3 separate regions of the Homo sapiens genome follow, and all the other regions are linked to region 3. The links are chromatin contacts, found by Hi-C or POLR2A ChIA-PET in ENCODE. All regions are on one chromosome and are shown on one strand. Each heading gives the region's core, a stretch centred on a gene start or an enhancer-like site at or near the end of the contact. The rest is flanking DNA. Distances are from core to core; before and after follow the strand shown. Region 1 holds the start of NFAT5 (nuclear factor of activated T cells 5). Region 2 overlaps CDH1 (cadherin 1). Region 3 holds the start of CHTF8 (chromosome transmission fidelity factor 8).

What was found. Hi-C counts contacts between places; a loop is a spot of excess contacts on that map. ChIA-PET counts read pairs that join two places held with the same protein, here RNA polymerase II (POLR2A). Pooled maps may share reads with other maps.
Region 1: a loop to region 3 is called in a map of gastrocnemius medialis, with 22 times the contacts of the local background. The contact joins the promoter of NFAT5 here to the promoter of CHTF8 in region 3. A Hi-C loop is called at or near these places in 4 of 168 maps with a recorded cell type or tissue (CD8-positive, alpha-beta T cell, gastrocnemius medialis and naive thymus-derived CD4-positive, alpha-beta T cell) and 12 of 50 pooled maps. POLR2A ChIA-PET finds 5 or more read pairs at or near these places in 3 of 52 experiments (Panc1, T-cell and activated naive CD8-positive, alpha-beta T cell).
Region 2: a loop to region 3 is called in a map with no recorded cell type, with 5 times the contacts of the local background. The contact joins the enhancer-like site here to the promoter of CHTF8 in region 3. A Hi-C loop is called at or near these places in 6 of 37 single-sample maps with no recorded cell type and 8 of 50 pooled maps. POLR2A ChIA-PET finds 5 or more read pairs at or near these places in 4 of 52 experiments (activated B cell, activated CD8-positive, alpha-beta memory T cell, activated T-cell and 1 more).

Annotation. Positions count from the first base shown.
Region 1 is chr16:69,563,735-69,567,459 of GRCh38, forward strand. NFAT5 (nuclear factor of activated T cells 5) reads left to right here and starts at 2,232. Exons shown (of 15, transcript NM_138713.4): 1 at 2,232-2,640. The coding sequence starts at 2,568. MIR1538 (microRNA 1538) reads right to left here and starts at 2,134; the gene lies at 2,074-2,134. RefSeq lists enhancers at 300-1,196, 599-738 and silencers at 1,858-2,237, 1,957-2,133, 2,428-2,697, 2,718-3,027.
Region 2 is chr16:68,759,003-68,762,697 of GRCh38, forward strand. All of the region lies in intron 2 of CDH1 (cadherin 1), which reads left to right. Among named protein-coding and RNA genes, the nearest start is that of CDH1, 24 kb to the left of the region's middle. RefSeq lists enhancers at 1,755-1,914, 1,945-1,994, 2,005-2,054. Within about 2 kb of position 1,814, at least 7 of the 41 ENCODE cell types and tissues checked have a DNase peak (open chromatin) inside an H3K27ac peak, as active enhancers do.
Region 3 is chr16:69,131,113-69,135,273 of GRCh38, forward strand. It overlaps CHTF8 (chromosome transmission fidelity factor 8), which reads right to left and starts at 1,476. Exons shown (of 4, transcript NM_001039690.5): 1 at 1,372-1,476. DERPC (DERPC proline and glycine rich nuclear protein) reads right to left here and starts at 1,476. Exons shown (of 3, transcript NM_001002847.4): 1 at 1,372-1,476. UTP4 (UTP4 small subunit processome component) reads left to right here and starts at 1,537. Exons shown (of 17, transcript NM_032830.3): 1 at 1,537-1,577; 2 at 2,346-2,506. The coding sequence starts at 2,348. RefSeq lists silencers at 1,056-1,205, 1,226-1,585.

The sequences.
Region 1 (3,725 bases), core at 982-3,481, 430 kb after region 3:
TGGACAACAAGAGTGAAATTCCATCTTAAAAAAACAAACAAAAAAGAGAATATATCTCTGTAAGAAGACAGGTGCAGGGGGTGGGAGTGGACACTGATTTTTCAAATACCTATTTAGATATAATCCGTGCTTAATGCAGGACCTAATGAGGTAAGTGAGGCCTGAGCCCACAGAATCCCTCTCAGGGAATTCGCAGTTTAGGTCAAGCCACACTTTGGTGGGCCTCTCTTCACTTTGCTCTTACCTAATCAGGGGAAATCTGATTAACATATACAACAAAGCCTCAACGGGGAATAAAAAGGTCACAAAAGGGCAGAGAAGGATTCACAGAAAAAGGAAGAGGCCTTGCCAGTTCTTGACTAGTTAATTAGGGTCAGAACCGTACTGGGGATTTCCTATACCCTAAGTTTGTTAAGTGATTACATCGGTCTGGGGAAAAGGGATCTGCTCAGAGTGATTCAGTCAACTTTCTTAGTATCGGGTGGTGAATCGCATTTCCTCTCTGCTACCCTGTATACTGACTAATGGGTGGCGTATGGGGGGTCTCCAAGAGGTGTGTTTACTCCAATTCAGAAGCTATAGGATTTCAGTAGGCCTTGGCCTGTTGGGCAATGTGAGGTTTCAATCTTTCTCTCTCAAATGAGTGGGGCTCTTATCAGTTATGAAGGGACTTCCCTTGGGACTTGTCACGACACCATACAGCAGAGATGGCAATTTGAGGGCAGTTTCTTGTTCTGCTTTGCCATCTTGGGGTGGCTCTGAAAAGCTTTCTGAACCTCCGACAAAAGAAAAATGTTCACAGGATTGATTACTACACACAATTCAGTGAAGACAACTGGGCAACCTGAATCAAATGTTGAGATGAAAGATAGGTGAGCTCTGATGACACACGTTTAAATTCTAGGTCTACAGGTAAAACTTTGTAAAGGGCCTTGCCTCAGCGACATCTGTACTGGGCCCTCCTTTGCTGAGAGCTTCTTACCCCAACCCTAGCACTCCAAGTCCCGAGAACTGCTCAATTTCATGGGAAAAAGTCTCTATAATTATATATATATGTATATATGTGTGTATATATGTATGTATATATATGTGTGCATATATATACACATACACATATTACAACAGACTGATTTTCATGAGTTGTAACTATCCTTGTAGATAAAAAACGAAACCATTCGAATAGCTTAAAAACCATGCCCACGTGGCTACTGGCATCAATATTCCACACAAGATTAAAATTACTTCCCAAGATGCACACCCTGCACTCCAGGTAATATTTCAATAACTTGATTAAAAATTTCTCAGAAGTCTATTAGAATCAGAAAACGCTCTGCGGTGTGGGTGAGGATTTTAAATTTTTGCAACGGAAACTTTTGGCTCCACGAACAGAAAAGCAAGAGCAAAAACTCAGTTAAATGCGTTCTTCCTCCATCTTTGCCTAGTCCAAAAGGAAAAAAAAAGAAACAGAAAAAAGAAAAACTGTTTGGAAGAGTAGCGTTGAGGTTTGCTTTTTACCTGTTTTTCCTCTAGAACAGCCAGGTGGATTCACATGATCCAATTTTTTAATTGTCTTCTATGTCCCACTCCGAATAACCCGGATGCCCCAGCACAATCAGAGAGATCGTTTTTTTTAAAAAAAATTTCAGCCTCCAAAGGTAGGAGGGGAGTGTTAGGGGAGAAAGTACTTTAATTAAAAATCAATAACTCGAGGTTTTTGGGATACGGTTTGCCATTTCCTAATTAAGAAATGGGTTTGACAGTCCCTTTGTACACACTGCTATGCAAACCCCAAAGGGTTGGCGGCTGTCCGGGCGATGACACTCCGGTCCCCTGCGAGACCCCGGGCCAGCCAGGCCCGTCCGCCGCCGGCCTCTGGGGTCCGTCCCCGGCTCGCGCAGACCTCTCGCTTCTCTCGGCTCTGTCTCCTGCGCTCAGCTCTGCTCGGGGCCGGCCGCCTCAGGCTCGCCGCCACCAGGTCGTTGCAAATACCTTTTCCCTCCCCGGGGCCCCAGCGCGCGGCCACCTCCCAGCCTCCCCCCCTCCCACCCTGGCAGCGGGGCCCTTTCCCGGCTCAGGAACAGCAGCAGCCCGGGCCGCGCCGGCAGGAAGCGAGGCCCATGTTGCTGCTGTTCCCTGGCGCGCCTCCCCGCCCTCCGGGGGCCGCCACGGCTCTTCCGCGCTCCCGGGCACCCCCCTCCGCGCCTGCGCTGTGCCCCACGGGGGCGGGGCTCAGATTCCTGTCAGCGGCGGCGGCGGTGGCGGCGACCGTCAGTTTTCGCTGAGGAGAAACACGAAACGGACCCTTTGGCTCTCCCCCTTCCCCTTCCCCGTCCTGAACCCCTCTCCTGGTCACCGAGAATCAGTCCCCGTGGAGTTCCCCCTCCACCTCGCCATCGTTTCCTCGGTCCTCGGCCCAGTGGAAGTCACTACCCTCGAGGAGGAGGCAGCGGCAGCCGCCCTCGCGTCGCCGCCCCCGGTTCGGTGCCCGCGGTCCCGGAGAGGAGGTGCCGCCGCCACCGCCGCTCCCCCCCTCCCGCTGCCCTCGGGCCGGGCTGGGTCGAGCTGCGATGCCCTCGGACTTCATCTCATTGCTCAGCGCGGACCTAGACCTGGAATCGCCCAAGTCCCTCTACTCGCGAGGTGAGTCAGGCTGTGGGGGGTGGGGCGTGGGGGCGGGGAGACAGGGAGACAGGGAGACAGGGCCAGGGGAGGCGAGGGGTCCCCGTCCCGCCGGGGGCGGCTGAGCCGCGACCCCCATGGCTTCTTTGGCCGGAGCGGGCAGAGGCCGAAGGGATCGGGGTGACGGTGGAGGGGGCGGGCGGAGCAGTGGCGGCCCCTCCCCCGCGGAGCCGCCGGCCGCTCGGGGCCCAGATTCCGTCGGCCCCCGGGGCTCTGCGGCACCGGTCGCTTCTAGCCGCTCTCAGCCCGTCCGGCCCCGCCAGGCTCCGCGAGCCGCCGGCCCCGGCCTCCCGGGCTCGGGGATGGCCCCAGACTGGGCCCCGCGCTGGGGCCACCGCGATCGGGGCGCCGCGTCTTCTCTTACCGGGACCCTCCTCCCCAGCAAAGTTGCCCCCAAGCGGGCGGCGTGGCCTGGAGCCGGTTCTGAGTGCAGGGTCACCATTTTCCTCCCTTTCCAGCTTGTTTTTGCGCCGTCGTTCCACCCCCTCTCCCTCCGGCCTAGTCCACTCCCTCCCCATGTTGGGACAGCCCCCCTCGACCAGGCGTTCTTCCTTTCCTCGTCATCTTCTTGCTGGAAAGGGCCCGATGGAAAGGGCCCGAATTTTCTTTTCTTTTTTTTTCTCTTCCCACCTCCGTGGCATTCTAATTACTTCTCCCTTCTCCTTTACAAAGATGGGGGTGCCCTCTCTGGATTGGTTTTATTCCTCTCCTCTCCCAGGAGGACCAGCCCAGGCACAGACGCTGTCCTTTGAGAATTTTCTCTGCTTTTCCGTTCAAGGGCTGGTTGCAGGGAGGGAGCTCAGGCAGAGACTTTTCATTTAAGAACTCTTTTGGCTAAGGCCTGCAGGGGATTCCCAGCATCTGAAATATTAGCACTGGAGCTGATCCCTACTCAGGTGAAATTCCTTTACTGGACACCACAAGAATGTGTCAGAACAGGTTCCCTGTGCAAGGGGCTTCAAAACCAAAATATTCCCACTGCGCTCTTTACGCTTTTTAAACCACCGGGAGGGGGCAAAAGACATAACTGGGTTGTTAACTATTCA
Region 2 (3,695 bases), core at 564-3,063, 370 kb before region 3:
TCAGGCTGGTCTCAAACTCCTGACCTCAGATGATCTGCCCCTCTAGCCCTCTCAAAGTGTTGGGATTACAGGTGTGAGCCACCGTGCCCAGCTAATTACATTTAATTAATTTATTTTGAAAAATACAAGGTCTCACTGTGTTGCCCAGGTTGGTCTCAAACTCCTCGGCTCGGGCAATCCTCCTGCCTCAGCCTCCGACAAGTGGTGGGATTACAGGGGGCACAGTGGCTCATGCCTGTTATCCCAACACTTTGGGAGGCCAAGGCAGGAGAATCGCTTGAGCCCAAGAGTTCAAGACCAGCCTGGGCAACATAGCAAGACCCCCATCTCTACCAATAATAATAGTATTGTTATACAATGACCACAATAGTCGTTGCATTCATTTATTGATTGAGTACTCAACTGTTCATGTATGATCTTGTTTTTTTAATCCTTGCATCAACTTTAGAGTTAGGTACTATGGCAATTCCATTTTCTTTTCTTTCTTTTTTTTTTTTTTTTGGTTGAGATGGAATTTTGCTCTGTTGCCTGGGCTGGAGTGCAATGGTGCGATCTTGGCTCACTGCAACCTCCGCCTCCCGAGTTCAAGCGATTCTCCTGCCTCAGCCTCCCAAGTAGCTGGGATTACAGGCGCGTACCACCATGCCCAGATAATTTTTGTATTTTTTAATGGAGACAAGGTTTCACCATTTTGGCCAGGCTGGTGTCAAACTCCTCACCTCAGGTGATCTGCCTTGGCCTCCCAAAGTGCTAGGATTATAGATTATAGGCGTGAGCCACCACGCCGGGCCTGACAATTCCATTTCCAAATCATAAACAGAAGCTTCTACAGCTAGGGGAGCTGGGAAGGAAAAGTGTGTACCGCCCTGGCTGGCTTTTATCCTTCCTGTGCTCAGCGGCTCTATTTCTAAGAATGTTTCCATTCTAGATCCATCACTTTGGCCTAGAAAGGAGCCTCATGCCAAGGTCCACCCATGCAGCCCCTAAAATCCCCTTTTCCACCGTGCCCGGCTGAGTTTTTAAAATTCTAGTTTTCCACAGATGGAAATGTGAACTGTCTTGTAAAGTATTCCATATATATATATTTTTTTTTTTTTTTTAATTTTTTTTTTTTGAGATGAAATCTTGCTCTTGTCCCCCAGGCTAGAGTGCAATGGTGCGCTCTCAGCTCACTGCAAGCTCTGCCTCCCGGGTTCATGCCATTCTCCTGCCTCAGCCTCCTGAGTAGCTGGGACTATAGGTGCCCAACACCACGCCCAGCTAATTTTTTTTTTTTTTTTTTTTGCATTTTTAGTAGAGACGGGGTTTCACCGTGTTAGCCAGGATGGTCTCAATCTCCTGACCCCATGATCCTCCCCCACTCAGCCTCCCAAAGCACTGGGATTACAGGCATGAGCCACCACGCCCAGCCCTTCTAAAGTATTTTAAATTCTAGTTTTCCAAAGATGGGAATGTGAATTGTCTTGTAAAGTATAACCGTCTCCTGCCCCTCCTTTATAACAGGCCTTGGAGAATTTTGCCCCTCCTTTATAACAGGCCTTGGAGAATGTTTCTCCCCCATTCTTTCTCTTTAATCTGGGCAAGGTGTCTTTATTAATAATATCACAGACCACCACACACACCTTGAGGTTTAGTTCTCTTCCGCACAGTGTGTGAGTGCCTTCTGTGTGCTCTGTGTCAGTTACCAGCCTTGTTTCCAGGAGTTTGGAGCTGACCCAGGGGTGATAGAAAACACTGGGATGCCAAGTCGTCAGACAATGGGCTCATTTAGAATTCAGGTGGGGTGGGACTGTGTGGGCTGGGTCAGCTGGTGGAGCTTCCCCAGAGTGGGGAGGCCAGGGGGAGTCTGGGATGTGGGGTGGTATGTGAACAGGAATACGGGGAGACTCTCAGCCTCTGTTGTTGGCTGAGAGGGGGATGCCCCAAGCCTAGAGAGGTGGGGGCGGGACCTCCTGTGCAGAGACTGGGAGACAGGAATATGACAGATGGTATATTTGGATGGTGACTCAGATAGGTCAAGTGAAACTGAACTTCCGGTCCTCGAGTCACACAGGAGGGTAGGGGCTGTGAGAAAACTCCCTCGTTGGTTCTTCCTACAGGGCCTTTGAGGCAGACAGGGCTCAACAGAGCCTGGCAGGACTGCAGAAGGACAATAGTGTGGCTGGTTGGGTGAGGCCCTTTTGGCCTGAAGGCTAGCAAGCTGGGAGAACTTGGAGAACCCGGACAGCAGGTCCTCTGCCCTCCCGCTGCCTGGGGCAGCCCTTGGAGAGGCCTGAGTGGTCTAGGCTGATACATCAGGCTTGGGGCAGCCCCGCTGGGCTATCCCATACCCTCTCCCCTGCCCCCACATGTTTATCCCAAATCCCCTTCTCCTCAAGCTTGCTTCTAGGTGCCCATCTCACCCATCCTACCCATCCATGTGTCTATCCTCCATTCGTTTGTTCAGTAATGATGGAGGGGCTGTTATGCGCCAAGCACTGTTGTGAATGGCGGACACAGAGACCCAGACACATATGAATGTCCCCCATCATGGAATTTGTATTCTCAGGTATTGCAGGGAGCAGGCAATAAACATAATCAATGTGCAAAATATTTAGAGCACTGAGTGGAGACAGGTGTGTAGGAAAGATGAATCGGAATGGAGCATTGCTGGGAAGTACTAGGGTGATCTGAGAAGGCCTCACTGAAGGGGGACATTTGAGCAAAGACCCAAGAGAGGTGAAGGATCAGGCCATGTGACTAGGTAGGGAAGGGTGTTCTAGACGGAGGGGAGGGCGTTCTAGATGGAGGGAACAGCAAAGACACACCCCTGACACTGAGCAGAAGGGCAAGGTCAGTGATCAAGGGGCAGGGGCTGGCAGAAGGGCAGAGGGGGTGGCAGCATGTGGAGGGCCTTGTACCCATCACCAGGACTTTGTCTTTCACTTGGGACTCCTCTGGTCCTTTAGCCCAGATCCACCGGCTGCCTCCTCCTGCCAGTTCTGCCTCCCCTCTCCATTCTGGGCAGTGGAGCCTGATGGTTAGTAGCATGGGCACTGGCCTGCCTGCTCAGGTTCTGAGCTGAGCACAGAGGTCTGGGCCTCCCCTGGGCTTCTGCTCCATTTGGCCCAGGGTGGGGCCATGGACTCCCATTTCCAATGGCGCTGCTGGCTCTGGCATATTCTGACCCCTCCACTGGGGACACCTCCCAGTGTTCCTTGCCTGGCTCATTTCTCTCTCAGGGCCATCTTCGTTGTTGCTACCTCTAGGAAGCCTTCTCTGATCCTCATCCCCAAGGCCTGTGTCGGGATACGTCCTACTCCTTCCCTTTGCCAGTTGGGATCCCCTGGGTTCCTTTATGCTCCCCCACCAGGCTGGGTACTTGGGAAGTATTCGCAGCCCCCAGCATTAAGCCTGGCATGTAGTTGCCACTCAGTGAGTAGTTTGATGAGGGGCTCTTTGCTGTGGGAGGATTAGGCTGCAGGGTTACCCCATAACCCCCAGTGGAGGTGACTTATGTCCATCTTTTGGGGACTTTTGCAGTGAGGGAGTGCATTATAATGGAGAGGAGGAAGCCAGATTCCTAAAACTTTCAATCACATTTTGCTCCTCTCAGAAACAAAAACAAAACAAAACAAAAACACAGGCCGGGCATGGTGGATCACGCCTGTATTCTCAGCACTTTGGGAGGCCAAGGCCAGAGGATCACCTGAAGT
Region 3 (4,161 bases), core at 226-2,725:
AAATCCTGTTTCCAAATGAGAATCTTGCTCCCCTCCAAAAAGGGGCTTATGGAGGGTTGGTGGAATTGAATGCTTCCAAACTTTACATTAGTGAAGTGTGTTCAAAAACGTGTGTGGATGCTATGCATACACGTGATACTTCCCATCACATTTTAGGATTCCCACGTTGGAGGGAATCAATTACTGGTATTTGTAGCAATGGGTGGAAAAGATGGCTTCAGTCGATCTGAGTTACTGCAGTTTTCTCCATCTTCTGCTACTCTGCAGCCCCATCTTAGCCTGTCCTCCTCTTAATGGTACGGCCCCCTGTACTCCCCCAAACCCTTTCCTTTCTAGCCCGGCGTAGAGTCTCCCTCTGTGCTCTTCCTCCCACCCACCCCCATCTTCTCCACCCACTCCCTCTCGGCCCCCTCCCACCCTTTCTGCTAGAGCTACAAACACTTCCTATTTCTAGTCCCACCCACTTTCTGGGACTTCTCAATCCGCTTCCCCCCTCTTCTCCACCCCCCTCCAAATTACAAGCTGTTTTAACCCCTTTTCCTGCCTCCCAGGGAAACTATTCTTTAAACCGCCTTCCTCCACACCACCCACTGGAGTGGTCTTCCAAACCGTTCACCCTCTTCCCAAAGATTACTCTTTAAACGTCCTTTCTCTACCACCCTCGTTCTCCAAATTGTTCCCGGTTCTCAAGTACTCCACTCCTCCAGGACCCCACCCCACTCGTCTCTCGGCTTCCCTCCCACAAAAGAACCTGGAATGACTCTCCAACCACCCTTCCAATTACCTCTCCCAGAAGCCTCCCCCCTCCACGATTACAAATGTTACCTGGAACAAAACCTCACGGTCCTAACCCCCACCCCGAACTCCCCTTTCTGCTCTTCCCGCTACTTCCTAGGTTCCAGTTCTACTCCGCTCCCGCAAGCATAGCGGGCTGGGCTCCCTCCCAACCCCGGGAAGAGCCCCTTCCCGCACGTACCTCGAGATTCCGGCCCTCGCCGCCCCCTTCTCCGTCCTCCGCCCGCGCTCGGCCACCCTTTCCGCCCTTCTCCCGCTCCGCCCCGCTCGCTCCCTTCCTTCCCTCCGCCTTCCGTCTCCACACCGCTCCCTTCCCCCACACTCCTGGCCCTCCCACCCCGGAGGCCCCTCCGGGCTTGCCCCCACCTCCGCGCCGCCCTCCCGCCGCCCTCCCCCTTCCCGGCCACCCCTCCCCCGCCCGCGCTCCCCGCCCCTCGGCTCGCCATTCTTCTCTCCGAGCCGCGCGCCCCGCCCGGCCCCGGCTCCCTAGCTTCCCGCTCCCTCGCGCCCTCGCCCCCAATCCCGGCTCGGCCCTCGCTCCCCGCAGCCTCCCGTGCCCCCCGCCCGCGGCCTGACCTGCAATGGCGGCCGCCGAGCGCGGCGCCGCGCGGCCAACGGGCGACAACCGAACCTCCCGCCGCCGTCGCCGCCGCCGCGAGCACTGCCTGCGCACTTCCGACTATGCGCCAGGAGCACTTCCGGGGCAGAGCCTGAGAGCGCGCGCGCACGTGGGGCCGGGGCGGAGAGAGGCGAGCACCGGGAAGGGGAGCGTGGGGCCGCTGGTGAGTTGGGGAAGGGGCGTGGGAAGCGGCTGCGAGAGCTGGGGGGGTCTTACAAGGTGGCCGGCCCAGGGTCGGCGTCCGGCTGAGCTCCTTGTCCCGAGGGTCTCCTTGTCCCGAGGCGGGGTGGGGGCTACTCTGTAGACTCGGGGAGAGGGAAGGGGAGGCGAAGACCGCGCGCGCCTCAGACGCCCCGGCCCGACCGAACGCGCTTGCTCTGTCTGCGGGTTCCTAACCTTGAAGCTAGGCCAGTGAGGGGCGAACAAGACCTGGTCTCTACTCTCGGCCAGTATATATGTTGGCGGGCGTCGGGGGGACGGGGTAGGGTAAGTGACAGACGTCAGACCAGGCAGCCAGATTAAGTCAAACCCTGTCGTTTCTTCCTCAAGAGGAGCTCGGTTCTGCCTGCCCCATCAGCCTCACTGTCACTACCTCAGTTTAGGTCTGTTGTTTGCAAACTTAGCAATAGAGTTGAGGAGAGATGCTTGCTAAAATGCGGATTCCTAGGCGCCCCGAGATAGGAACTCTGGAGCTATGGAGTAGGACCCTTTTTGATTTTTTGCTGAAGCCTCCTTATTATTCAAGCCATTCTGAGCTTTTGAAGATTGAGTAATTCTTGTGGGGGGCATTGTTAGCAGCCATTTGGAAATGAACTTCAGGGAGATGTTGTTGGAGCCTTCCAGCCAGAACAGTGATATTAAGGAACTGAATACTATATGTGACATACTGCAGTTAACATATAGCAATAATGACTCTCTTTTCGCCCCCTAGGAATGGGTGAATTTAAGGTCCATCGAGTACGTTTCTTTAATTATGTTCCATCAGGAATCCGCTGTGTGGCTTACAATAACCAGTCAAACAGATTGGCTGTTTCACGAACAGATGGCACTGTGGAAATTTATAACTTGTCAGCAAACTACTTTCAGGAGAAAGTAAGTCATTTGGGAGTCTGATATGGTGTTTTGATGTTAATTTCTTCTGAAGTTCAAGAAGCTTGTATGTCTTTTATAATCAAACTGATTGAGTGACTTCCTAGCCCCTCTGAAGTTGCTTAGAACTACCAAACTTCTGAGATCTCCTAACTGATAAGAGAAGCTCAGTTTCAATCTGTGTAATGTTGATTAGAAGGGTCCTACCTAGAAATGTGACATCTCACTGCCTGTCATTGGAAACTGAGGTTTGCTGGATCTTTTGGACACAGGAAGGGAAATTGTTGGTATATCAGTCTCAACACCATTGCAGCTTTGGTAAGCAAAATTTCCTGCAGGGAGTATCAGTACTGTTTCATTGTCAATTCAGAAAAAATGATAACACGTTTTAATATCAGAAACTTTTTGGTGATGTGGGAAGATGGATTCCAAAGTTCATCTGTCTGAGAGAATGTAGACCTACATGTCTACATTTGGGAGTAAAGGAGATTTAAAATTAGGTAAAATGTCCTTTGGGTGTATGCAGAGGTCTATTAGTCCTTTTTCTTCTCCCCTCCAAGGGCACTGACTAGTGATTTTCTTCGGGTGCAACATCTTAGTTCATGTTGAATGACTGTTATGTACTGGGTGCTGTGATATAAATGAGTAGATGGGCAAATGAGTGAATTCAGTGCCCAGCAGCCTGGTACCTGGAATTTAGGCATTCTGTAAATGTTTCTCGGTGAATGAGTGGCAAATACTGGGCACTAAGACAAATGTCAGAGGCCCTAACTTTACGGAGCTCAAAGACCAGTGGGAGAAAGATAAGTGTACAGTTTCCAACCTGTAAAATAAATATGATAAACCGAAACACAGGCATAGAACCTTCATTGAATTGCCTTCAGGGAAGGCAATTCAGAGAATTGCCTTCCCTGAGAGGTGGGTTTAGGAAATGTGGAAAGGGATGATTTACTGAGCTCACCCCTGAAGAACTAATCAAAAGGTAAAAACTACAGGACCACCACAAATGGGTTACATTCTGTGGTATGAAGAACATGCGCTGGCGTGTGCTTATTGCATCCTGTGATTTTCTTTTTTTTTCTTTTTCTTTTTTTTTTTTTTTTTGGAGACGGAGTCTTGCTCTGTCACCCAGGCTGGAGTGCAGTGGCGTGATCTTGGCTCACTGCAACCTCTGCCTCCCTCTCCTGCCTCAGCCTTCCAAGTCGCTGGGATTACAGGTGTGCCACCATGCCTCGCTAATTTTTTTATTTTCATAGAGACGAGGTTTCACCATGTTGGCCAGCCTGGTCTCGAACTCCTGACCTCAAGTGATCTGCCCACCTCAGCCTCCCAAAGTGCTGGGATTACAGGTGTGAGCCCTCATACCAGACTGATTATCTTTTTCTTGGTCTTGTTCTTCTTCTTTTTTTTTTTTTTTAACAGTCATGGCCATATTATGATTTTTCTGTTTGTCATTTGTAACAGTTATAACTATATAATTTGTGTGTTTGTTTAATGTCTTTCTTCCATGCTGAACTTCCAATTTTATGAGGATAGGAACCATGTCAGTGATACTCACATCTGCATTCCCACCATTTATCAAGCGCCTCCTACAAAGCCACTGCTTAATGTTTCTTGAATGGATAAGTCAACCATTCCTTACCTAGTGTTCCTTATTT